2 separate regions of the Homo sapiens genome follow, and region 1 is linked to region 2. Evidence: chromatin loops called from intact Hi-C (ENCODE). Cell type or tissue: heart left ventricle. All regions are shown on one strand. Links, peaks and the distances in the headings refer to the core of each region. The heading gives the core; the rest is flanking DNA. Region 1 overlaps LOC101929432 (a long non-coding RNA gene). Region 2 overlaps NINJ2 (ninjurin 2).

What was found. Hi-C counts contacts between places; a loop is a spot of excess contacts. Peaks named below come from ENCODE experiments on the same cell type or tissue, not always from the same donor. Only the 100,000 strongest peaks of a DNase experiment are listed, where the experiment ranks them.
Region 1: it touches region 2 in a loop (3-fold over the local background); 5 of 110 quality-filtered maps call a loop at or near these places.

What each region holds. Positions count from the first base shown.
Region 1 is chr12:718,403-721,307 of GRCh38, reverse strand. The region is part of intron 2 of LOC101929432 (a long non-coding RNA gene); the gene reads right to left. Among named protein-coding and RNA genes, the nearest start is that of LINC02455, 3.2 kb to the right of the region's middle. RefSeq lists an enhancer at 1,839-1,888. In heart left ventricle, for the core only: no CTCF peak of the experiment used is centred there; a DNase peak (open chromatin) is centred at 1,487; H3K4me3 peaks cover 344 bases; H3K27ac peaks cover 1,958 bases.
Region 2 is chr12:574,843-577,747 of GRCh38, reverse strand. All of the region lies in intron 1 of NINJ2 (ninjurin 2), which reads left to right. Among named protein-coding and RNA genes, the nearest start is that of NINJ2-AS1, 55 kb to the left of the region's middle. RefSeq lists a silencer at 1,354-1,623 and an enhancer at 1,152-1,653. In heart left ventricle, for the core only: a CTCF peak has its summit at 1,472 (motif pointing left); a DNase peak (open chromatin) is centred at 1,477; H3K4me3 peaks cover 783 bases; H3K27ac peaks cover 2,014 bases.

The DNA of each region.
Region 1 (2,905 bases), core at 320-2,819, 140 kb before region 2:
TTTCCCTGTCATTGACTCACTCCACCACACTGGCCTCCTTGCTGTCTCCTTCATGCCTGGAATGCTCTTACCTCAGATGGCCACATATTCTCACCTCCTTAAGTTCTTGATGCAAATATCACCACCTCAGTGGTTAGGAAGAGTGTATAAATAGAGAAGAGATAGGGGCTATGGCCCAGCCCAGTGGCTCAGGTCTGTAATCCCAGCACTTTGGGAGGCTGAGGCAGGCGGATCACCTGAGGTCAGGAGTTCAAGACCAGCCTGACCAACATGGTGAAACCCCATCTCTACTAAAAATACCAAAAAAAAAAAAATTAGCTGTATGCAGTGGCGCACACCTATAGTCCCAGCTACTTGGGAGGCTGAGGCTGGAGAATCGCTTCAACCTGGGAGGTGGAGGTTTCAGTGAGCAGAGATCGCCCCACTGCACTCCAGCCTGGGTGATAGAGCCGGACTCCATCTCAAAAAAAAAAAAGGGATCAGGGCTCTAGGTGATATGGTTTGGCTCTGTGTCCCCACCCAAATCTAATCTCAAATTGTAATCCCCACGTGTGGAGGAAGGGACCTGGTGGGAGGTGATTGGATCATCGGGACCGTTTCCCCAAGCTGTTTTGTGATAGTGTGTGAGTTCTCAGGAGATCTGATGGTTTTAGAAGAGGCAGTTTTCCCTGTGCTCTCTCTCTCTCTCTCTTTCCTGCCACCCTGTGAAGAGGTCTCTCCTTCCCCTTTGCCCTCCACCATGATTGTAAGTTTCCTGAGGCCTCCTCAGCCATGCAGAACTGTGAGTCAATTCAACCTCTTTTGTTTATAGATTACCCAGTCTCAGGCTGAAAACGGACTAATACACTAGGACTGAGTCCTGTATGGTTTAGTTACTTCATCTATCACACTATTAGAGTTTGTGTAGAACACAAGGGCCCTGCAAAAGAGAACAAAGGGAACAACCAGAGACCTAAAGAGTAAAACAAGGAGGTTGTGGGGTCATTGAAGCCGAGAAAGGAGCTTGAAGAAAAAGAGAGTTCCCAGCTATGGCGAATGTTGCTGAGAGGTCCAGTAGTAGAAATGAGTGGAGATTCATAGGTTCAAGCAACAAGCAAGCTATATATTGTTGAGAAACATGACAAAATCCATTTTTCAGCAAAGGGATGGGAACAGAAGCAAGGTAGCGTAACCGAGTATTCACAGTTTTTTCTAAGAGATATTTTAATTATTTTTTTCTCTCTCTCTTCTTTTCTCACTTCCTTGGTTCTTCATTTCCTACTTGTCTTTTAGAAATGCAAATATGTGGCTCAGGCCTGTAATCCCAGCACTTTGGGAGGCCGAGGCGGGCGGATCACGAGGTCAGGAGATCGAGACCACGGTGAAACCCCGTCTCTACTAAAAATACAAAAAAAAAAAAAATTAGCCGGGCGTGGTGGCGGGCGCCTGTAGTCCCAGCTACTCAAGAGGCTGAGGCAGGAGAACGGCGTGAACCCGGGAGGCGGAACTTAAGAGTGAGCCGAGATGGCACCACTGCACTCCAGCCTGGGCGACAGCAAGACTCCGTCTCAAAAAAAAAAAAAAAAAAAAGAAATGCAAATGTAGCCTTTTACTTCCCCTTCACCAGACACTCCCTACAGGGCAAGTTCTTCTAACTGTGCTTCCAGACTGAACTCTCCTCGAGAGTTAACAGTCCATTTGCCGACCGAAGTATGCCCACAATGGAACTCTCACCCTCCAGGAGGCTGCTAGAGAGATAGCAGTCAAAAAGCACGCCCACTGCTCTCTCCCACTTGGAGAGTTTTCAGCCTAGTAAGATGCCAGCAGTCACCAGCTCGGCTGCCCAGTAGACAAGGCCCTGCCTTGCTTGCTCTCTCCCACTTGGAGAGTTTTCAGCCTAGTAAGATGCCAGCAGTCACCAGCTCGGCTGCCCAGTAGATAAGGCCCTGCCTTGCTTGCTCTCTCCCCTGACTTTTAAAAGTGCCTGCTTTCTGCTCCAAAAGAGAAGTGCACATTTAAAGGCAGGATGCCTGTGCCTCTTCCCCTAAGCCAGCTTTGGAAATAAATCACTTTCTTTCCACCAGACCTCACTCTCGTTAATTGAACTCCGCGAGCAGAGTGACTGACTCGCACTTCAGTCACGGCAGGAACAGGAGGAAGGGGAATGGAAGGCGAAGGAGTAGTGTGTGAAGACTTAACTCTCCCGAGAAGGTTGCCTCTGAAGAGATCAGAGACAAGGAAGGCTCCTGGAGAGAGACGAGAAGTCAAAGAGGACAAAAGCATGTAAATAGTGGTAGATGGAGTGAAGTTAAAGACACAGGAAAGGGAAGGGATAATCAAAGAAGCCAAGTCCTTGAGAAGGTGACAGGAGATGACATCAGGGACACAGGTGCAGGAAGAGAAAGATTTATCACAAAGTCAATGAAGCCAAAGACTTAGGGCTCCTCACTTGCATGGGCCTGTCAACACTTACATTTTATTTATAATTTTATATTCTTTTTCTTTCTTTCTTTTTTCTTTTTTTTGAGATGGTCGCCCAGGCTGGAGCACAGTGGCGCAATCTCGGCTCACTGCAAGCTCCGCCTCCCGGGTTCACACCATTCTCGTGCCTCAGCCTCCTGACTAGGTGGGACTACAGGTGCCGGCCACCACGCCTGGCTAATTTTTCGTATTTTTAGTAGAGACGGGGTTTCACTGTGTTAGCCAGGATGGTCTCGATCTCCTGACCTCGTGATCCAACCGCCTCGGCCTCCCAAAGAGTTGGGATTGGCATGAGCCACTGAGCCCAGCCATAATTTTATATTCTTTTTCTTAAAGAGGCCCCTCGAGTTATGTAGGTTTCAGGACCCCACAAAACATGGTTCTGTCGCTGTGTGGAGGGACTGACCTTTGATAGGAAGAGAGATGCCCCAGTGTTTCTTAAACT
Region 2 (2,905 bases), core at 249-2,748:
CCCATCTCTACAAAAATTTAAAAATTTTTCATTTCTAGTGAGTTTTCAGGTGATGTTGCTGCTGCTACTTCAAGGAGCACACATGGAGAACCACTGGCATATAGGAGAAAAACGCAGGCTTAGGATTTAGACACTGGGGCCATCCCTCAGTATCTGGTGACTTTGGGCATTTGACCTCTTTGAGCCTCAACTTCTTCACTTGTAGAATGGGACTACATCCCAGTTACTTGGGAGGCTGAGGCAGGAGAATTGCTTGAATCCAGGAGGTGGAGGTTGCAGTGAGCCAAGATCGTGCCAAAATATTTATATATATATATGTATATATATATATGAGACTAGTGTTGCTTCTCAACTTATGATAGAGCTACATTCTGATAAACCCATAGTAAGTTGAAAATATTGTAAGTCAAAATGCATTTAATACACTTAGCCTACTGAACTTCATAGTTTAGCCTAGCTTAACTTCAGCGTGCTCAGCCCACTTACACCAGCCTACTGCTGGGCAACATCATCTAACACAAAGCCTACTTTATAAGAGACTATTGAATATCTTGTGTAATTTATTGAATAATGTACTGAAAGTGAAAAAGAGAGTGGTTGTATGGCTACTCGAAGGACAGTTTGTAAAGTGTATCACTTACGATGGTGCGAAAGCTGGGGACCATCTGTATTAATACCTGCTTTGTGGAGTCATGCCTGACATACAGCAATATCATTATTTAATTATTACTGTTTAAATTTTAACAATTTTGTTAGCCCCTGAGGGATGAGTAGGATTGAAGTCAGCAGAGATCGGCTGGGAGGGCTTTGGGGAATGTCTCTGAGAACCTCACAGCTCAAGTGGGCATAGAGCAAAGAGCAAAAGGCCAGATGGGTCTGGAAGCCCCAGGACAAGGCGCTGATTGGGAAAGTGCTCTTGTTTAGGGTGGATATTGAGAGGGAGCAGATCGATTCTTTGGAAATTTCTGTGTGGTAGGTAAATCCACGATTAACTCTGAACCCCGAGATGACAACAGTCTTTTCTGAAAGCCACTGGCAAAACGGCCTCTTGCAGGGGAGGTGGAAAATGCTCCCTGAGAAAGAGCACGGAGGCCGGGGTGGCGGCTCGCGCCTGCAGCCCCGGCACTTTGGGAGACTGAAGCAGGAGGGTCGCTTGAGCCCCGAGGTTGAGGCTGCAGTGAGCTATGACGGGGCCACCACCCCGCAGCCTGGGCGACAGAGCAAGGGCCTGCCCCAAGAAAACAGTAATAACTAAAATAAATAAGCAAGCAAGCAGGCCCGAGTTCCGGTTTCAACGCACGTGCTTTCCTGTTCTTCCCTACACACTCTGCTTCCGTTTGTAATTTATGGCCCCCTTTTGTTGGAGAGAAACCCGTCCGTGTCCTCGATCACAAAGGGGTCAAAGCCCGGGTGTGCCCGCGCGGGCGGGTTGAGCTGGGGCCTCGCCGCGCCGTTTCCTGGCGCCCCCTGGTGGACAACGGCGGCGCCGCAGGCCTTCCGGGGAGGCCTCGCCCCACGTGGCCTCTCGGTGCTGCAGCTTTAGGCCCCAGTTTGCAGCTCGGGGCAAGGGCTGGAACTCTCAGTGAGACTGTGCCCAGGGCTCAGAGGCGGTTTCTGGACCAGTTACGTATTATTGCTGGAATAACACGCAAAAGAAACCCCACCCCGACGTGGATTAGAGACTGTTGATTTTTAAGGGCGAGATCACTGCTCTTGGCTGCAGTCAGGAGCCTGCATGCGGCCTGCCCCAGACAGAAGGCCTCAGGGGTCTGGGCTTTTACAGCTTTTGGCCTGAAGACCAGCTGCAGCTTCCAGCCCCAGTCATTCATTCCCTGAGGCTCCCTCAGGACTGCTGAGAAAAGGCAGGATCTAGGGGAAAAAGGGCTCTCCCTGCAGTGGGGGTGTTTAAGAGCAAAGATTCACTCCCCAAACTCCTCTCCCCCACCCAGAAGCCACTGTGCCTGAAGCCCCACCCTTAAAGAGCCTTACTTTTGCCTTTTTTGAAAAAGCTGTCTCATAAAAATTCAATGCGATCATCATTCATTGTGTACCTCATGTGGGCAAGGTGCTGAGCTAGGCTCCATGGAGACTCAGGCCTGTGGAAGATGGGGTCCGTGTGCTAAAGTGGGCAGCAGAAGGAGCCGTCTCAGGAGGACTCAACAACGCCCAAGGCCAGCACAGGCCAGGGAGCAGGCGACCTTCTTTCAAACAGGGCCTTGGTGGAGTGCATTTGGGGACAGGGTCTAGAAAGGAGGGGAGGCTCTCCCTGGGGGGAGCATGGTGAAGAAAGAAAGGCCTGTAGTCCTGGAGCAGAGCAGGAGCAGCTGGGAAGGGTGGGGTGTGTTCAGGGAACAGTGAGTAATCTGGTGTGGCCCTGCACGTCTGAGCATCACAGAGCCTGGCACAGGGCACAGGGTTCGCTCTTCAGGGGTGGGAGGAGGAGCTGGGGACCAGGCTAGAGAGGTGGGTGGGGGCCCCAGGAGAGAGGACTACGCTTGAGTAACAATGACCCTGGAGACCCAATGCAGGTGGGCTTGTGTGAGTGTTTCCCTTCCTGCAGGCGGCTCGAAGGCGAGAGCCAGCAGGAGCGAGGAGAGAGGCTGCCCAATGGGTACAGGAGGCATTTCAAACACCATGGAAGTTGTTAGGACCATAAATGGTGCCTACTTCAAAACTGGGGCTGGGACGGGCCCTGAGTCACAACACAGTATTTGAAATGCCTCTAGGCCCACACGTGGGAGTATAATCCTCTGTGGGATAGATTTCCCTCTCATCTCATATTTGTTTAATACTTCACAGCTTTCAAAGCACATTCACCCACATGATCCTATTGATCTTTCTAACAGCACTTTGTGCTAGACAGGGCAGATATTATTCCCACTTCAGAGGAGGACCAGCTAGGGTC